Linked DNA regions of Homo sapiens: region 2 is linked to region 1. A link is an interaction called in ENCODE POLR2A ChIA-PET data of the cell type or tissue named here. Cell type or tissue: OCI-LY7. All regions are shown on one strand. Each heading gives the region's core, and the rest is flanking DNA. Links, peaks and the distances in the headings are about the cores only.

Region 1 (9,364 bases), core at 220-4,219:
GCCCAGAGGACACCTCCTTCAGGAAGCCCTCAGGCTTTGCCTCCTCCTACTCCCCATTGCTCTGTGCTGTCATTTTCTGCTTCTGTCACTCTTCGCTTCCCCCAGACTGTGGACAGGAGCCACACCTGACTTGGTGTCTCCATCATGCCCAGCAACAGGGCTGGCTTACAGAATCACAGCAATCGCTTGAGGAATGAATGAGTTTGTCCCTGCCTGCAGTGTCACACTCAAGGTCACCCTTTATAGTGGGGGCTCTATGGAGAGCAGGCCCTGTGATCAGAAACAAGCCACAGAGGGCCTGGGCCACAAAAACCAGGGAAGGGGAGCTTCCGCACGGCACTCCTTCCCCTTCTGGTTTACAAAATGTTTTGACAGCAGAACCTTCCTTTGAACTAAACCTTTCATGGAATCTCCACATGTAAAACAGATGAAAAGACAATCGTGCAGGTTGAGTCAGAGTCGGGGGCTTGGGTCTAGGAAGAAGACTCCTCAGAAACCTGAGGGTTCCATGAGACAGCTGCAAAATCACTGGGGTCTGGGTAAGAGCACAGCCCCGGGCCCAGTCCTGGCTCTGCCCCTGGCTCATGATCTGGACGGGACATTTCCCCCATCAGAGCCTCAGTTTACCTACCTGTGCCCACCAGATAAGGTAGTTGTGAGCAATTAGCCATGGCTGTAAACCCCTCAAGGTATTGCTGGGTAAACATGTATAAATATGTTACCCCCATCTGCCCTGCAGAGCCTTCTGCCCTCCCTGGGTGCATCCCGGTCCCTACCTCCCTCTCTGGCCTGCCCGCCGCCCTGCCCACCCTGGTCCCTGTACCCCACCTTCCCACCCCATGGAGCCAGCCACCCACGTCTTACTCAGCTCCGTGCTGCTGCAGGAGCTGGTGCAGCATCTGGGACTGCTGGGTGTGGTGAAGATCAGTGGGCACCAGCCCCTGCCCCATGGCAGCGTAGTGGGGGATCGGGGGCTCGGCCTTCATGTACAGATCCCGCTGCAGGACAGGGTAGTGAGGTGGGGGTGGTGGGGGTGGCGGGGGGCCTGGCAAGTGGGCTGGAGGTGGGGGCGGATGCTCCAGGCGGGAGGGCACTCCCACGTGGCACAGTGTCTCAGGGGTTATCGTGCGCAGGAGGTGGGGCTCTGCAGGAGAGATGGGGGAGCGGGCATCTGAGACCAACCTCACTCAGGCTCCTGGGCACTGTCCTCCCCAAGGCAGAGTCTCCTGCTTCCACCCCGTCCTGAGCCAAGCCCGGGGGCTGCCCCCCACCTACCCTAGGTGGGAGGGCCGTTGGTCAGCCACCTACTAGAGGCCTGGGCAGGGAGGCACAAACCTGCCCAAGGAGGGGCAGCCTTTCACCTCATCCTAGCCACCTCCTGCCCCCAGGCTGGACCAGGAGAATCCAACCCAAATCTAAAGGTCCCCCTCCGTCCCCATCTCCTCTGAGGCCTGCTCCTCCTCTGGGCCTCAGGAAGGCGTCTCCGGAGACCCCCAGCCCAGGCCTGCCCAGTGTTCCCCTCTCCGGCAGGCAGTCCCTCTTCTGGGCTCTCAGGGGCCAGCCCCCCAGCCTGAGCGGGGAGGCCCCAGCTCCCTTTGTTCCCCAGGAGGCATTCCAGGGATGTTTTTGGTAAGATAAACAGAACTCTTGACCCCAATCCGGACTGCGGGGAGCCTGCTCCCGCGGTGGTTCTGCTCTTGGCCACCTGGGGGCCAGGGCACCCCTGAGCACCCTCTAAGGTGAGGTGGGCCCGGCCTGGGAAGCCTGCACCCAGGCTGCACCCACGGCCTTCCCCAGCCACCCACTTACCGCCGAAGGGTGCGTCCATGATGGCGCAGGCGGGCAGGCGGGTGGCATCACCGCGGGGATACTTGCTCAGAGGCAGGGCCAGGCTCCCCACCCGCCCGTGGGGAAACAATAGCCAAGCGCCAGGGAGTATTTGACCAGCGATAATCTCAGCCCGTTGGGCAGCCGCTGGCCCCCTCCCTCCTCCCCTACCTCCCTGATAAGGCCGCCCCAACTACTTGCCCAAACCCTGGAGCAGGAGGGCGGTGCCCGCTGGACTCACCATTCACCTGCTGGGGGGAGTAGGCCTCGGAGCCCGAGTCTGGGGGAGAGTCCGGCAGTGTGCTGCGAGAGCCAGGGGAAGGGGCCGGGGGGTGAGCAGCTGAGCTTCTGCCTTCCAGCTGGGCAGCTTCTCTGCGTGGTAGGGTCCCACAGCCCCCCAGAAGCTGGCGACACTGAGGTTTCGTCACATCCACCCTTAGGGGCATTTCTCCGCACCACCCACATTGGGGTGCCTGGCAGGGCCTGGGGCCGAATTGTGGGTAGGGGACCGCCCAGGATCCCCTCAGACCTACAGGGCACTTGGGGGGCAGTTACTAGTGTCCTTGATGATGGCACAGGGACTCAAAGACTCCCGCCCCAGACCGAAGGCCAGGACTTCTTCTCTCTTCCTGCACCCACTGAAGCCCCACAGCTTCCTGGAAACACAGGGCCCTAGGGGGCTGGGCCTCAGGGCATTCAGCAGGTCATGGGGGGCTGCCCCACCAGAGGCAGGTGTGGACTGGGAAGGGAGCCAGCACCACCGGGCCTGGGTTTATTTTTTTCTTGCAGGTTTCACTTTTATCAGTGTTCAGGAAAAAGAACAAACTCAACCCAAGAGGTCAACACGTCCTGCGTGAACCCTGTGCTCACCCAGCAAGTGGAAGGCTGTGGCCATATGGGATCCAGCTCTTTGGCCATCCCTGGTCCCCACATCTGGAGCAACTCCCCATTCCCATGCCCAGGGAACTGCCAGAGAGGCCATGGCCCTGTTGTGGACACAGCCCTGGGGCTGGCTCCAGAGTCCCCCTGCATCCCTGTGCCAGCCACCCACCCACCTTCGGGGCCTCATGTAGAAACCTATACAACGATTCAAGAACACAGACCCTGCAGGTTTTGTGTGAATGATACAAAAACGTGTATGGGGACTCAAACCCATACTCCTCGCCACAGCCTCAGGCCCCCTGGGCTGCCACTCCGTCCTGTACTTCCCTGACAATGGCCAGGCCTTCTGTAATGTGTTAAGGTCTTTCACACCCTGCAGTCCCTGCAGTCCCATGCCCCAAGTCCACAGCACCTTGTGTTCTCTCCTCTTAAGTTCCTCTGGCACCTGATTATTCCTCTACTTGGAGATGTACTGGTGAATACCTCTCCCCAGTTAGGCTTCAGGAGCCACTGCAGAGCCGTGTGTCTGTTTTTTTTCTTTTCTTTCTTTTTTTTTTTTTTTTGAGACAGAGTCTCGCTCTGTCACCCAGGCTGGAGTCCAGTGGCACAATCACCACTCACTGTAACCTCCACCTCCCAGGTTCAAACGATTCTTGTGCCTCAGCCTCCCAAGTAGCTGGGATTACAGGCATGCGCCACCACACCCAACTAATTTTTGTATTTTTAGTACAGACAGGGTTTCACCATATTGCCCAGGCCGGTCTCAAACTCCAGGCCTCAAGTGATCTGCCCACTTCAGCCTGCCAAAGTGCTGGGATTACAGGCATGAGCCACCGCACCTGGCCTTTTTTTTTTTTTTTTTTTTTTGAGACAGGGTCTTACTCTGTCCCTAGCAGTGGCATGATCACAGCTCACTGTAGCCTCGACCTCCCTGGCTCAAACTATTCTCTCACCTCAGCCTCTCGAGTAGCTGGGACTATAGGCACACGCCACCACACCCAGCTAATTTTTGTATTTTTTGTAGAGATGGGGTTTCATCATGTTGCAGACTGGTCTTGAACTCCTGGGCTCAAGCAATATGCCTACCTTGGCCTTCCAAAGTGCTGGGATTACAGGTGTGTGCCACCACACCCAGCCTCATGTCTGTCTTGTTTATCACCTAGACTCAGGTCTGGCCCTGGGTCCCTTCCTGGAGTGGCCCTGCCCACAGAGTCCCTGTGTGGCTCTGGACAAGCCCCTTTCCCTCTCTGAGCCTCAGTGTGCCATTAAAATCCTGACGGTAGCAGTGGCCAGGGCTCCTTGTGGGGTCTCCCAGGAGCTGGATACCCAGGAAGGCTGATGAGCTCACGCAATCATAGGCACATGATACAGCAGTGGGCACCAGCAGGCGCTTACCAAATGTTAGTTCTCCTCCCTCTGCCCCCAGGGGCCTGTAGTTTAGGAACAGCCTCACAGCCTCAAGCAAACAGTTTGCCTTCTGCAGCAAAGGTTCACCCCTGGCACCCCAAGCCTGGCCTCCACTCCCTTCTCCCCAAAAGCCAGGGAGCTCAGGAAGCACGGCCGGCCATGTGTCCATGGCCACCATGCACCCAGGGCATCCTCTGTGCCCTTGTTGCTTCCCACGATAATCTTGAGGGGTAAGCATTTGAGGGCTCACTTCACAGAAGAAACTGAGGCCATGGGTTACCGAGGCAGACGGCTGATAAATGGGGAAGCTGAAGTTGGAGCCAGGCTGTCTGAACACAGAGTTCATGCACCTAGTGTTTTAATGCTCTTCCACCCAGAGACAGGGGCCCCTACATTTGCCCTGAGCTCCCCTGCAGACCCATGCTCCCAGCCTCCCGCTGTGAGCATGTGCCCCGGGAGCTGCCCTGGAGTCTGGCTGGCCGGGTGGCTGCCTGGAACCTTTGGTCAAAGCCAGGCCTAAGGTTCAGCCCTGGGTCAGGCCCTTGGTGTGGACTCCTCAGAAAGATGGGGGGAAGGGCCTGGGTTCTGGGCCCCATGAGGCTTGCTTGGGTAGGGGGGAACTGAGGTGCCACATCTGAGCCATGGGCCAGCTCCTGTGGCCACAGTACACGTCAGCTGGATGCGTAAGTGGGTGGGCTTGGCGCGCGTGCACGGGTATGCAGGTGTTCCCATGAAGGTAAACAGTCACAGCCTCCAGTCCCGCCGCTTCCTGTCCACTCTCCACACAGCATCGAGATTTTTCTAGCACTTACGTCAGCCCTCATCACTCCCATGCTTAGAAGCTTTGTGGCTGCCCACTGCCTCAGAACAAAGCCCAGGAGTCCCCCCTTGACCTGGACTCATCCTCCCTTCCCTCACCTGCCCACGCACAGCCAGTCACCCAGCCCATCCCATGCCAGGCCAGTGTCTAGCACCTCCCAGGTCACGGCCACAGCCCTGCTCCCTGCCTGCCCCTATGCCGCTGTATCCCCCTACTCCCTGCCCTTACTCACCCTGGGGCATAGGGAGCCTTGGGCTCAGCCTTGATGGGGGGCCCGGTGCCCCCCGGGAAGGGCTTGGGGGCAGCGCCCATGCCGTTGTTGTTGTTGCAGTTCAGCGGGGTGCCGTAGCCCGGGGGTGGGAGGGGACCATGGCGCCCCGGGGAGGGTCCACCCCCAGGGGGGCTCAGGTGGTGGACCCCGCTGGAGCCAGGCATCGCAGGCTGCCCGTGGGAGTAGGAGGCCGAGCTGGCTGGAGCAGAGATGTCAGGGAAGCAGCTGCGGGGAAGGGGGGCGGCTCAGCTCCAGCCAGGACCCCAGCCCCAGCAGGGAAGTAGCCGCCCCCTCCCTGCAGGGAACTATGGAGATTTCGGAGGAGTCAGTGGCTGGGAAGGGACGAGGAGCAGCTTTCAGAGGTGGGACCACAGCAGACCCCAGGTCCGGCCCTCAGACCTCCCTGGTGACAGAAGGGAGGCGAAGGGCTGGGGCTGGGCGGGTGCAGGCCGGGCGAGGGGGCCACTCACAGGTCGGAGGCATCCTCCTTGCTGATGTACTCCTCCAGGATGCTGGTGTCTATGTTGGAGGGCTCCAGGGCACCGTTGATGTCGTGGCCTGCAGGGCAGGAGAGATGGGCTAGGGAAGAGGCCCAGCTCCCTGCAGACCCTGGGCTTCAGGGCCCAGCCCTCCATCCCTGCCCAGGCTGGCCCTCCAAAACAGATGCCCCTGCTCCTTCCCACCCAGGTATCCATGTGGGGGCCGGCTCTCACCCTCCACTGCCTGGCACCCCTCCAGGAAGCACTGATAATGCCCCCCCGCCCCACCACAAGGCCACCTTGAGTCTCAGAGGAGGAGAGGGGCCCAGGGCATGGATCTGGGTACAGAGAGGCCGATCCTGCCATGCCTCTTTCTAGCTGTGTGACAGGGAACAAGTCCTTTCCACTAATCTGTCAAATGGGGTCACTGTGCCTCTGTCTTATGGGGTGCTGTGAGGCACAAATGAGGTGCTTACTGAGTCGAGAGCCCCGTGGGTGCCCACTGCCCTCGATGGGATGGCTCGGACCCAACAGGCACTGTCCTGCCGTGTCCTCCAGGGGTCAGTCCAGATGGCCCAGCTCCAGGAACGCAGGAGCACGAGGCCTGGCTGAGTGGGACCATATATCCTGGGGGCCCACAGGGCTGTGGGAGTCTCCTGCACCCAGGCCCTGGCCGCAGGCGGGAGTGGGGATCAGAATCAGGAGAGCTCCCTGCACCCTCATTGGATATGCCCATCACCCTGTTGGGCACAGGCGGGGGAACTTAGCCCCCTTTTTCCAGAGGAGGCAGAAGCCTAGAGAAGGAAGGGCTTGCCCCGGCCTCCCAGCAGGGAATGATGGCCGCCAGAGCTCCACTCCTCTGCCTGCCGCCCTCTCCTGGGCCCTCTGCGCTGGCCCCGGCCCCACCAAGGGGAGGGGCCCCTAGAGGAAAGGCAGCCAGGGCTCTTGGGCATCATGAGGGAGGACGGGGGAGGTGCCGGCCTTTCCCCTCCCAGGGTCACCTTGCAGGGGGAGCCAGAGGGCGGGGTGATAAGGGGGCTGACGTGGGAGATGCGTCAACCCCGATAATGGAGGACAGCCCCACCCACACGGCTGACCCGGGCTGGCCAGCCCCACTGAGGCAGGAGGGCCCCTCCCACAGGCCTCTGGAGCCTGAGTCTGGGGTCTGCCCTCTCCTGTTGAGCTCAGACAGGTCCAGGAACAAATCCTGGCTCAGCCACTCCCTGCTGAGTGACCTTGGGCAGGTCACATGCACTCTCTGCGCCTCAGTCTCCTCATTCGTGCAATGGGGACATGTACAGCTATGGCTTCAAGGGGCTGTTTTGAGTATGAAACGAGATGAGGTGTGTGAAGTGCCAGCCACTTTAGTGGGTGCTCATCGGTCGGAACAGCCGTCCTCACTTCCCAGCCCCAGAGCCCTGGGGTCCCCGGGAGCCCCCCGCCCAGGCCCCTCCCTGGCCTCAGCCGGCATTTCAAGAATGCTGAGCCCCGCTTAGGTGATTAATGAGCGGCTAAGCCCTCCTAGGAGTCACGCGCTGCCTGCGACAGGCCAGGGCCCTCCTGCTGACCCCCACCCCCAGCTCGCCCAGCTAGGAACAAGGGACACCCACCACGCACCACCAATGGCCGTCCAGGGCGGTGTGGCCGGGGCAAGAGCAGCTTCTCGAGCTGGGCGTGGCCAGTCTGTGTGCCTGGGTTCCAGGACCCTGCCTCTGCTCAAGCCCCACCCTGCTGTAACCACGGGTCCCATTTACTGAGTGCCTACTGTGTGCCAGGCATTTTGTGAATCAAATACATTAATAATCACAGGAGTTTCTTTACTTTATTTCTTTTTTTTTTGAGACTGAGTCTTGCTCGGTCTCCCAGGCTGGAGTGCAGTGGTGCAATCTTGGTTCACTGCAACCTCCACCTCCCAGGTTCCAGCGATTCTCCCACCTCAGCCTCCCGAGTAGCTGAGATTACAGGCGCCCGCCACCACACACGGCTAATTTTTTGTATTTTTAGTAGAGACAGAGTTTCACCATGTTGGCCAGGCTGGTCTTGAACTCCTGACCTCAGGTGATCTGCCCGCCTCAGCCTCCCAAAGTGCTGGGATTACAGGCGTGAGCCACCACGCCCAGCCTAATCACAGAAGTTTCTTATGCGCAAGGCATCCTGCAGGCTCTTCACCTGCGGTGTGTTACTCAATCCTCCCAGCCCAGAATGCTGACCATGACAGAGACAGTGACTTGACAGTGGCTCATAGTGAGTATCTCCCAGTGCTTCTCAACTCATCATGGCGATGATGACAAAGACAGTGGTGGTGACAGTGACTGCAGCTCACACTGACTGCCTACCAGGCCAGGGACGATTCTAAGTGCTTTATGCATTTTCCCTCTCTAAACAGTGGGGATGTTCAGATAGGTAACATAATCACCATCCCCTGTTCAGAGAGGTCAAGTCTCTTACCCAAGGCAACATGGCAAGGAGGATTCCAACCAGGTGCAGGGGTCTGACTCCACGAGGGAGAGTGTGACTGGCGGTTGCTGTGCCTTCCCCACCCCACCTGGAGCGTCGCCCCCACCCTGGCCGCTGAAGCTGCAAGTTTTTGAGCCTGAACTTGGAATCTACGGTGAATGATGGGCTGATGCAGTCATGGTGTTGCTATTTATAACAGACCCAGCCCCCTCCTCTCCTGGCCAGGAGCACTCCTAATCGCCCCTAATCCTCCTGCCCACCTCCCTCGGGATAGGGGGCCTCAGGCAGAGGCATCCTGGGAGACCCTAACGAGAACCAGATGTGCTTTGGGGGAGGAGGGACCCTCCCGTGCCAGGGTCCGGGCGGACGGAGGATGGAGGAAGGAGGCGGGAGGAGGGAACTGATGGGGCAGCGTTGCGGGGAGGCCAGTGGGTGGGGAAGAAGTTTGAGGGTTGGGGGCTCGGAGGGCCTCCTGAGGAACGCTGACCCCACACCTTCTCCTGGAAGCCCTGGAGGCCGCGTCGTCTCTTTCCCACGCCGCTCGGCCCCCAGCCCGCCCGTGAACCACACTGGAGATTTCTAACAGACTTTCCAGGTGGACAAGACAAGGGTGGGGGCTTGCCGAAGCTGGGATAGAGCCCCCAAGAACCCAGGACAGGGGCAGGGTCCCATGGGCACACTCTCGGGAGCGCCCCTCCCCACTGCTCCCAAAAGAGCCCCAGAACATCACTGGAGCCCAAGCAGGGGTACCTGCCAGGCAGGAAGCGGAACATGGGCCATATGGCTCGTTCTGATCCTCAAGACCTCTCTGAGAGAAGGGAAGCCGGGCCCGCCAGAGGCTGCCCGAGGCTGCCCAGGGCCCAATAACCCGAAAACAGCACCATGAGCTCACAAACCAGCATCTCTGTCCTTCCCTTCTCAAACCCTTCAACAACTTCCCACTGCTGGGGAGACACCCGGAGCCCTCTGGCAGTCCAAGGCCTGACATGGTCCCCTGCCTGCCCCCGACAGCCTTTTCTCCTTCCCCAGGTCCCCTGCCTCCCCTCCTCTCCGTGGTCAGCCCTTGCCTCCTTTCCATCCTCCATCCCACATCAAGGCCTTCACACATGCCATTCCATGCTGTTCCCTAAGCCTGAGAAAGCCAGGTCCTATTCAGGCTTTAGGTTTTGTCTTAAATGTAAATTCCCCCAAGAGGCCATCTCTGACTCTCCCATTCTGTTT
Region 2 (9,364 bases), core at 2,749-6,748, 70 kb after region 1:
CCAGGCGTGCCGAACGCCTTTGTCCTCACTCCTCCTCTAGCCTGGAGAGAACCCCAACCCCACCCCCACCCCCAGAGCTTTGCGTGGCTGGCTCCCTCCTGTCATTCAGCTCCTAGCTCAAACATCCCCTCCTGGGACCTGCCTGCCAAATCTTAGGTACCCCAAGCGCCCCCATCATAGGACTCAGTTTTCCTATCAGCACTTCTCACCATCTAAAGTTCTGGTGAATGTGTTTACCATCTGGCTCCCTCCACCAGGGTGTGGCTTCTCAGGGGAGGGGTCTCGCCTGTTTTCTTCCTTGCCAGGTTCCCTGCACTGAGTAAAGGTTTGGCAGGTTGGGGGAGCTCACCACGTCCCTGCTGCCTGAAAGAGAAACCATTTCGGAGCACGGCCTGAGAAGGACAGAAACAGGAGAACGTAGGAGCCACAGCAGAGCTGCACCCAGAACCCAGGGCTCCTGACTCCCAGCCCTGGCCTCTTTCCACACCATCTGCTGGCCATGCCTGGGATCCAAAGCCCTATCCTGAACTGCCCACATATGCAACTTCACTGGCTACCAACGACCACGCTGTGGGCGAGGCAGGGAGGAAATGTGGCATCTTCATTTTACTGATGAGGCAACTGTGGCAGGAAGGGGCTGTGGGTGATTTGCCTGTGGTAATGCAGTGAGTGGTCCTGCTACTGGAGGGCTCCCTAGCATTGACAAGCCTGGCTTCCCTCTACCTCCCTATGCATCTGGGGCCGTGTGACTTGCGTCCACCTCTGTACAGCATCCTGTGGGAGGGAGGGCGCACCTCCAGGAAAGAGCACAGAAAGCTACGTTCTCAGGATGCAGCCAGGAGACTGAAGCCCTCTCCCAACCGGGGGCCCAGAGGGCACCTCAGCCATGGCCTGGCTATAAGTGAGAAGGGGAAGGACCTGGGGAAATGACTTCTCTTCTAAGAGACTCAGTGTCTTCATCTGGAGGATGAGGGGGTTGACCAGATGATCTCTAATTTCCCTAGGATCCACTTTTACCCCCATCCCCCAATGCTCAGTTTATAAGGGTCTGCAGCCTCTGGCTCAGGAATATAATCCCACAGAAGACTCGGAGCCTTAAGGTGCTATCATCTTTCTCACCCACTTTCTTCTGGGCCCCAACATTGTCCTGGAGGTAGAGAGGCCAGGAATTTGCACACCATGGCCCAGTGCTTTGATGATCCCCACTTTTGAAATCTGTCAGAACTAAGTTCGAAACCTAACATGTTCAGCTTGTAATTATCAGAGTTAAAGACAGAGAGAGAGAGAAAGAGAGAGAGAACCTAACATGGGCTAGCTGTGGGGGCTCACACCTGTAATCCCAATGCTTTGGGAGGCCGAGGCTGGAGGATCACTGAGGCCAGGAGTTCGAAACTAGTAAGAACCCATTTTTACAAAAAAAATTTTTTTTAATTTAGCCAGATGTGGTGGTGCATGCTTATAGTCCCAGCTACTCAGGCAGCTGACGCAGGAGAATTACTTGAGGCCAGGAGTTTGAGAATAGTTTGGGCAACATACGGGGAACCTGTCTTTATTAAAAAAAAAAAAATTTATCTGGGCATGGTGGCACATGCCTGTAGTCCTAGCTACTCAGGAGGCTGAAGCAGGAGGATCACTTGAGCTGGGGAGTTCCAGGCTGCTGTGAGCTGTGATTGCAAAACTACATTGAAGCCTGGGTGACAGAGCAAAACCCTGTCTCTAAAAACAAAACAAGAAAACCTAACCCCCCACTGACTGCCGCTGTGTGACCTCAGCAGGCTCGGGGGTGAGACTCGGTAAAGGGCAGGTTTTCGGGGTCCTCATCCACCCCCTTCCCTGTGACACAGAACTGCCCTTTGCCAACTTCCCTCGAATGTGAGAACAAACAAGATATACTGAGGGTTCCTTAGAGGAAGGCACTAGAACAAGCCTCAGCAATACTCCTTCCCTTTAAGCAGAGCCTTGGGCCCCTGCGCGCACACATCCCCACCACATGGGGGCTCATCGAATCCCGGCTGCTTTCCTCCTCCAGGTTCGTACAATCCACGAGACCAGAGGAAGACAGCAGGTGCCTGAGACATGCCCGAGCCTCGGCAGCTTCCCTACCTAGAGCAGAGGGAGAGGCGGGCAGCAGGCATGCAGTAGGGCTGGGCCTGGCAGCGGAGAGGCTGGCTCCTAGTCCCCATGGCCCCTCAGAGCCCAGCCTCCTCTCTGCTCTTCTGGGGCCTTGGTAGGACACATGAGATCACGTCTGGGCGGTGCTCAGGGCGTCTGAGAGAGAAAAGGCCCAAGGGATGGAGGTGGGATTAATTATGTATTAGCACGCTTCTTTATTAGCACTTCTGTTTACTGCAGGGCACAGTGGAAAACACATGGGGCTTGGTGTCAGAGAATCCAGGCTGGACATGGGGCCTGGCCATTCAAGAGGTGTGGGCAAGTCACAACCTCTTTGGGCCCCGGTTCCGGGAAAAAGGGGATGAACAACATCTGAGCGATGCTGGAGAAAGCATGACACAAATCAGATTTCCTCACCTGTCAGTGGGATTGCAAGAACACCAGCCTCCCAGCATCGCTCACTGTGAGGTGGCCAAGTGCCTGGCCCGGGGCCACATGTGAGTGACATGCAGGGGGTCTCGTTGCTGGAGGAGCAGGGAGGTGCAGGGTGAAAGGCCTGAGGATCGGGCTATTGGCAGTGCCGTTCAGGCTGGCACTCTCTGGGTGTGTCCCAGGTGGGTATGCTGGGCCAGCTCTCCTTAGGCAGATACCCACAGCAGCAAGAGAAGGAAGGGGCTGTGCAGGACTGCAGGGAGGGAGGCACCCGGCTCCTTGCCTGGCTAATGCAAGCCTCTCTTTGGGGTCCCAGCTGTGGGAGAGAAAGGGCTCCCTCTTCCCTAGGATGCCAGATCCATCAGCAGCTAATTATCTAATCTGTTCCCCTTGGCCTGAGGACCACGATCACAGGCTCAAGGAGTCACTGGCCATGAGCTGAATCTGACAGAAAAGGACGCTTGCAGGCCACACCCTCAGGAGGGCAGGTGTTGGGGAGGCAGGTCCAGGGCTTCCGCCTCCAGGGCTGGCCCAGAGGCTGGAGAAGTCCAAGTTCAAGTTCCTGGGGCTGACTCATCAGAAAGAGGGTGAAGAGAAGGTCAGGGCAGGGACTGGTTGAATCAAGACAGGCTCTCCTTGCAGGAGGGCCTGCAGACAGGCTGCTGCAGAAAAGGAAGGCGCAGACGTGTCCATAAATACTCCCAGATTCAGTTATGTGCTCCTCTGCCTCCTGCCATACAAAAGTCTCACTGATGCATCCCGTCACCCCCACAACCCAGGACCAGTGCCCCAACAGGAGGGCTCTGGGGGCCTCTCCAGCTCCTTACTGACAGTCCGGCTGCTGCTGCCGCTGCCCTGGCACGCCAGGCATGCCAGGCCCAGGCACTGCCAAGTCACATGCTCTGCGCGGGCGAGGCCGGGCACTGCTGGGGCAGCCTTGGGGATGCAGGGTGGTGTGGCATTCGCAGGCAGTGTGGGTCTGCAGAAAAACGGAGTGCCCAGAGGCAGCCGGCCACCTGCCTGCCACCCTCCCCAGCCCCACCCTCCTTCCAGGGGAGAAATCCTTGGGCAAACAGTCAGCCAGGTGTGAGCAGCACAGCTAATGCAGGGCTGGGAAAAGCAAACACGGAGGGCCTCCATGCTGTGGGCCCGCTGCCCTATGGGGTGGCATTCGGGTGGCCCTGCCCACAGCTGCCATTGGTGTCCCCAGCACTCTGCCTACAGTATTTGGAGGGTCTTCCAGGATGAATGCTTTGGCCTTCCCTCCACTGTACTCCCCGGAGGGGCCTGACTGTGAGGTGACAGAAGCAGCGCAGGGAAGAACAGGCAAGGCATGAGTCTGCAAAGGGTGAGGCGGACCTAGGCCTGGAGTCTCTGCTGGGCCATGCCTTGGCTGGGTGACTTGGAGCAAGTCAAAGGACCTCAGGGCCAGGGATGCCCACCGCACATGGCCTTTGTGAAGGTTAAATGGGATGAGGCCCATGTGGGACCACTGAGAAAGGATTTGGCACAGAAGAGGGTCTGGATATGTGGGTGCTCAGCTTAGTGCCACCTGTGGGTGTGGGGTGGAGCCAGGGCAGGTCGCAGTAGGAGAGGCAGTGCCATGGAGGTCTGGCCCACACACTCTCCCAGGGCATGCTCACCTGGCTGATCTGTGACCCCCTGGCCTTAGCTCCAGGGCAGTAAGGCCAACACCAGACTTCTGGCCTGTGGCTGCAGGGCCAGCCAGGAGGGAAGGATGGTCCAGTTCTATTCTACCAGCAGGGGCTGCTGCGTCTACTGGCCCCAAACTCAGGGCAGAATTCCCCCCAACTGAGAAAGGCCTGTTCCCCCAATGGCTCCCATCCAGGGCTTCAGCTTCAGGCTGGCCCCCACCCATACGCAGCCAGAGGAGGCCCTGTCTTTCTGAGGGTGCATAGCATGTCCTGCTTTCTCTGCTCTGCTGTGCACCACAGTTGAGCGTGCTCTGCAGGCGGTCTGCATGCCTCTGTGCCCTTGCACAGTCTGTTCTCTTTGCCCAAAAGGCCTTTTCCAATCCTGCTCCCCTGGGAACTCCTCAGTGTTCCAAAGCTCAGCCTAAACACAACCTCCTCTGTGAAGCTGCCAGGGCCCGCCAACCCCCAAGGGCAGACCTAATCAGTGCCCCCTCCATTCCGGGCTCCCCACTGGGCTGGGAGCTCCAGGAGGGCAGGGCTACACTCTGCATCTCTGTGTCCTTGGCACCCAGCACCACGCCTGGTGCCTAGCAGCTGCTCAAGAAATGTCAGACAAGGCCCCCGGGCCAGCTCCCTTGCTCCTCTCAGATCATGCTGCCGGCACATTTGGCCAAAGAGACTCAGAGATGGCATGTGGGAAGCAGGGTAAGAGTGAGCTTCCCCAGGGAAGCAGGTGGGGTACGAGGTTTCCTTTCCTTTGGAAACTGTCCGTGCTACGTGCACCAAGCTTCACCCACTATCAGAAGTGGCTCTGGAGGCTTGCAGGCTGCCTCCCCATCTCCAAAAGCAGAAACCAAAGTTAGCAGGGGGGTGAGCAAAGGAAAGGGAAGTGCACCGGAACTGCAGAGAGAAAGGCAGTTGTGGCTGCCATCTGCTGTGAGCAAGATGTTTGGAGAACATGCGCTCCTCATTCTGAGGTCTCCCAGCCAACTTGCAGAGAGCTGGGCCGCCCCTCTGCAGATGGGAGCCTGCAGCTCAGCCAAGCTGCAGAGGCACCACAGGAGAGATGTCAGGGACCCTGCCTGCCTGCCCTGACCCTCTGGCTGGCCCAGTCTGACCTTCTGATTCTTGAGCAGACTGGGGGCCAGGATGCCAGCCCAGGACAAGAGTCACACTGCCTTTTCCAGGGAGCCCCCAACAGGCTCTGAGAAGGCAACTCCACAATAAGGCTGATGATAATGTAAACATAAGGGTGATAAGGGCAGTAGTACCAGCCATTGCTCACTGAGAGCCCAACTAGCTGCCAGAAGACCTGGTACTGGGAACTTCCAGTCATTATCTCACTTTGCCCCATGACTCCCAGGGGAGGAGGAAATGGAGGGTCCAAGAAAGGGCCCTGGCACTGCTCCTCACTGCAGAGACACCTGGCTACCCAGGGCCATCACAGGAGGAAATTAGCTGGGCATGGCAGGGCATGCCTGTAGTCCCAGCTGCTTGGGAGGCTGAGATGGGAGGATCACTTGAGCCCAGGAATTCGAGGCTGCAGTGAGTGCACTGAGCTATGATTGTACCACGGCACTCCAGGCTGGGTGACAGAGCAAGACCCTGTCTAAAAAATAAAAAAATAATAAAAATAAAAAAAAACAGGAGAATATCTGAGTGGGAAGGAACCTCTGAGCCACTGAGTCACAAATGCTCATTTGAGGGAGGAAGGTGAGGAAGGATGTAGACAGCTGCCCCAGGCCACATCGAGGTCAGCAGCAGGCTGGGAGCAGAACCTGGAACCCTGCCCCACAGCCCAGGCTCCTGGGGCCTTGGTGTGCTCCTGCGCAGGAATGGCTGCTGTCCTCCTGTCCTTGGCACCACCTGGGGCTCAGCCACGTGTGGCCATTCCCCCAAGCAGAGCGATGCATTTCCGAGGACTGAGGTAATGCTGGCCTTGCCTGGAGGGCCCATCTCAGTTTAGGCCAGGCCTTCCCTCGCCCTGGCCCGGCTTCTATGCTCCTGACCACAGCAGCGGGCCAAGCTCAGGAGGCTGGGTAGGGTTGGGCCTACCAACCACATTCCTTTCCAGGGCCACCTTACCCTGGGGCTACCCACAAAGGAATTTGCACAGCCAACAGCCTCATCAGAGTCACTGGAGCTGTCCATGGCACTGGGGCACAGAAACCGCTTCATTTCTCACTGGCCAGGTGAGCAGGTAGGGGGCTGAGAAGTCTGCCTGCCAAGACCGAACCATGCCAGGGTCCTGAATGTCGCCCTGTGCCCTCAGCCCTGGCAGGCCAGTCCCCAGAGGCTACCATCCCCTGCTATGCCATCCCAGGGAGGTCATGGGTGACCTCCCTCCCCTTGGCGATAGGAAGGTGAGGATCTTGGGGCAAACCACCCAGATCCACACCTCCCATCCCACCCCACGCAGCTCTGCTGCCACTGCCCCCACAGGCCAGCTCACAAGCCGCACACTCCACATTTCTGTCTGCTCAGTCCTCCCCCAGCCCCCTACACACGGTAATTGCAACACCTCCACCCCACTGACAGTGCCTGCCGCTGCCTGCTCGCTGCCAAGGAGGCTGGGATGGCCCAAAGATGTGCTTCACGCAAACCTTGCTAGGGGAAGGGACTACAGTTTTCCCCTTTTCTCCAAGGGGTCTTTGGATCCGGGTGCTGACCCCACTTCCTGCCTCTCACAGCTCCCCACCCCACCCCACCCCACCCCCAACCCCGGGTCGCCCAGTCTGTGAAATGCCTCTTACTCTGGGAGGGATGGAGGGAATCAATGGCTTCCCTATTCTCCTGCCTCTCCCACAGGGGAAGGGGAGGGGAGGCATGTGGCCCCTGGAGGGATCTTTCAGGGAGCGCCCCGGCCCCACTGCTCCTCCCCGCTGGGAAGTGGGGGTGGTGTCCTTGACGGACGGACGGCTGGGCGTCAGGTCCACTGGGAGTGGAAGGCAGGCAGCCAGGGTAGTGGGCACCTCCACCCCCACTCTCCCGCTCCCAGGACTCCATGGGAATCGCTGTCACTATCCAGACACCTTCACAGAGAACTCATGCCTAGGCTGAGGCACAGCCAGGCCGAGGGTGAGTCAGCCAGGGAAATCCCGGCACTGGCGCCCACCGCTGGTGACGGTTCCGCTGACACCTACGGAACGGGGTGCCCAGCCCCTCCCGCAGAGGGTGAGAGGAACACCCAGGCTCCCCCACTCTCATTTCCTGCTCCCTGAGAGCAAGCCTGGTGGTGGGGACAGGGAGGAGTCTCAGTGGGGGCGGAGTCCTGGAGCGAGGCCTCCGCAGGCTGCCGTCTTTGGGCCTCTGGTCCCTCACCCTTGAACATCAGCGGGGAAGGAGGTGGGAGAACGGTCACCACAGCCCCTGGGCTCTGGCCCGGAGCCTGTCATCCACACTCTGGGTATCTGGCTTTCCAGGGTCTCACCGGGGCACGCAGGGATGCACACCCTACCTCATTCCTGAAGGGCCCTGCCCCTGCCCTCCTTCCAGGCAAGGCCACTGCTCTGCCTGAGCCCAGCACCCCCACTATATGCTGTCCTGGACCCCAAAAAGGCAAGATAGAGAGCAGACTTAAGCCAGAAGTCAGTACCCTCCCTGGGATGAAAGAGAGAGAGGAGGAGCAAAGAGGAGCCAAGAAGAACAGAAAGCCAGGCACAAAGCCTCCTTACAGCAGGACATTCTGTCCCTGGAGAAGCGCCTGTGGCCAGGTCCCCACAAACTCGCCAGACCAGTTGGCTGGAGCGGGGTGGGAGGCTCAGACCAGGGCCAGAGAGTGGACCTAGGACCTGAAAGCTCCCAGACAAGAAGCTCCCACTGCTCCTCCCCGCTGGGAAGTGGGAGTGGGTTGGACTCAGCAGGCCCTTAGGCAGGAGCTTCTGGGGACATGAACTCGAGGATGCCAAGCCCTATCCTCAAGTAGCTCACAGTGCAGAATAACAAGGAAACCGGGGCGGGTCAGTGAGCACAGAGCTCCGACACTGATGCCTGGACCACTGCTCAGCCCCAGGCAGACAGAGAAAGCTTCCTAGAGGTGCCTGATGGTTGAACAGAAAGAGCGGGGAAAGCAAAGCTGGCTCCCCTCCTCTTGCCCCTCCTCCCACCCGGTTCCCCAGAGCCTGTGGGCAGATGCACCTTGTGCAGGGCCAGATTCCAGCCAGCAGGGAGGCTGGGCACCACTTTAGCTCCCAACCCTGCCTCTCAGTTGCTGGCAAAGGTAGTTTCTGCAGGCTCCCTGGGCTAGGAAAAACACGCTTGCGAGTACACAGAGAGGGCCCGTGGGGCTGCTTCCTGGAATCACCAGAACACAGGTGCTTGGTGCTCCCCAGGCAGAGCCCCTCCACTGGCGGGGAGACGTGCACATGTTTGGGTTTTGCCAGGCCCCCAGCTTTTATCTTCCAGGCTTCCCCTCTCCATGGTTCTTCCTGAAGACCAGGCCTCTCGCTCTTCCCAGGCAGGGAAGTGGGTAATGCGAGCGATCCAGAAACCCAACTATTACTTTGAAAGAAGACTGAAAACATGTGACCGCATGAATCCCATGGGTTTACTTCAATGTCTTTAAAACAAATGACTTGAATGGATTTCTCCCACCCTTCCTCCCCACGGAGCCACTCGATGGAAAACAGCAGCTCAAAGGGCCACAGATTCAGGGCTGCCGGAAATGGGGTATCAGACACAAAGCCTGGCAGGGGGCACTTGAATAAAGGCAGCTTTGGCCAGGAAAGGATGAAAGGCAGACACCTGACAACTGACAGGCAGCCGGCGCAGAGGCACAAAGGGTGCACGTGAGGCCAATGTCAGGTCCAAGCACACCCAGGCACCCCGGCCCTCTGCTATGGGTGGTGGATCGCTCTCATGTCCCAGCATTGGTCTCCCTTCCTCCTGCCACAGCATGGAAGCCTGGCTGTGGGGACAGCAGTGGCCTTGCTCAAGCCCTTGACTGGAGAGCCCTGCCCTGAGCAGCCATTTACGCGCAAACTCACTGGGTAGCTGGAACACACAGGTGAGGTCTTCTTGGGCAGCAAAAATTGCTTAGAAAAAAACAGGCAAGGAAGCAGGACTGAAGACATGTGACAGTCCCCAGAAGTTCAGAGCTGGAGAGGCCCAGGGAACTCAGATGCCACGCCTCCCTGATTCCCCGAATCCTACAGATGAGTACCCTA

Evidence for each region. ChIA-PET counts read pairs that join two places held together with the same protein. Peaks named below come from ENCODE experiments on the same cell type or tissue, not always from the same donor. Only the 100,000 strongest peaks of a DNase experiment are listed, where the experiment ranks them.
Region 2: POLR2A ChIA-PET joins it to region 1 with 6 read pairs; 2 of 35 experiments call an interaction of 5 or more read pairs at or near these places.

The regions. Positions count from the first base shown.
Region 1 is chr11:61,762,026-61,771,389 of GRCh38, reverse strand. MYRF (myelin regulatory factor) reads right to left here. Exons shown (of 27, transcript NM_001127392.3): 2 at 5,678-5,765; 3 at 5,169-5,432; 4 at 2,069-2,130; 5 at 865-1,144. Among named protein-coding and RNA genes, the nearest start is that of MYRF-AS1, 9.0 kb to the right of the region's middle. RefSeq lists enhancers at 2,136-2,711, 2,712-3,288. In OCI-LY7, for the core only: no CTCF peak of the experiment used is centred there; no DNase peak of the experiment used is centred there.
Region 2 is chr11:61,694,146-61,703,509 of GRCh38, reverse strand. All of the region lies in intron 1 of DAGLA (diacylglycerol lipase alpha), which reads right to left. Among named protein-coding and RNA genes, the nearest start is that of DAGLA, 18 kb to the right of the region's middle. RefSeq lists enhancers at 1,887-2,412, 2,940-3,465, 3,466-3,992, 4,519-5,045, 5,046-5,571 and 4 more. In OCI-LY7, for the core only: no CTCF peak of the experiment used is centred there; a DNase peak (open chromatin) is centred at 5,119.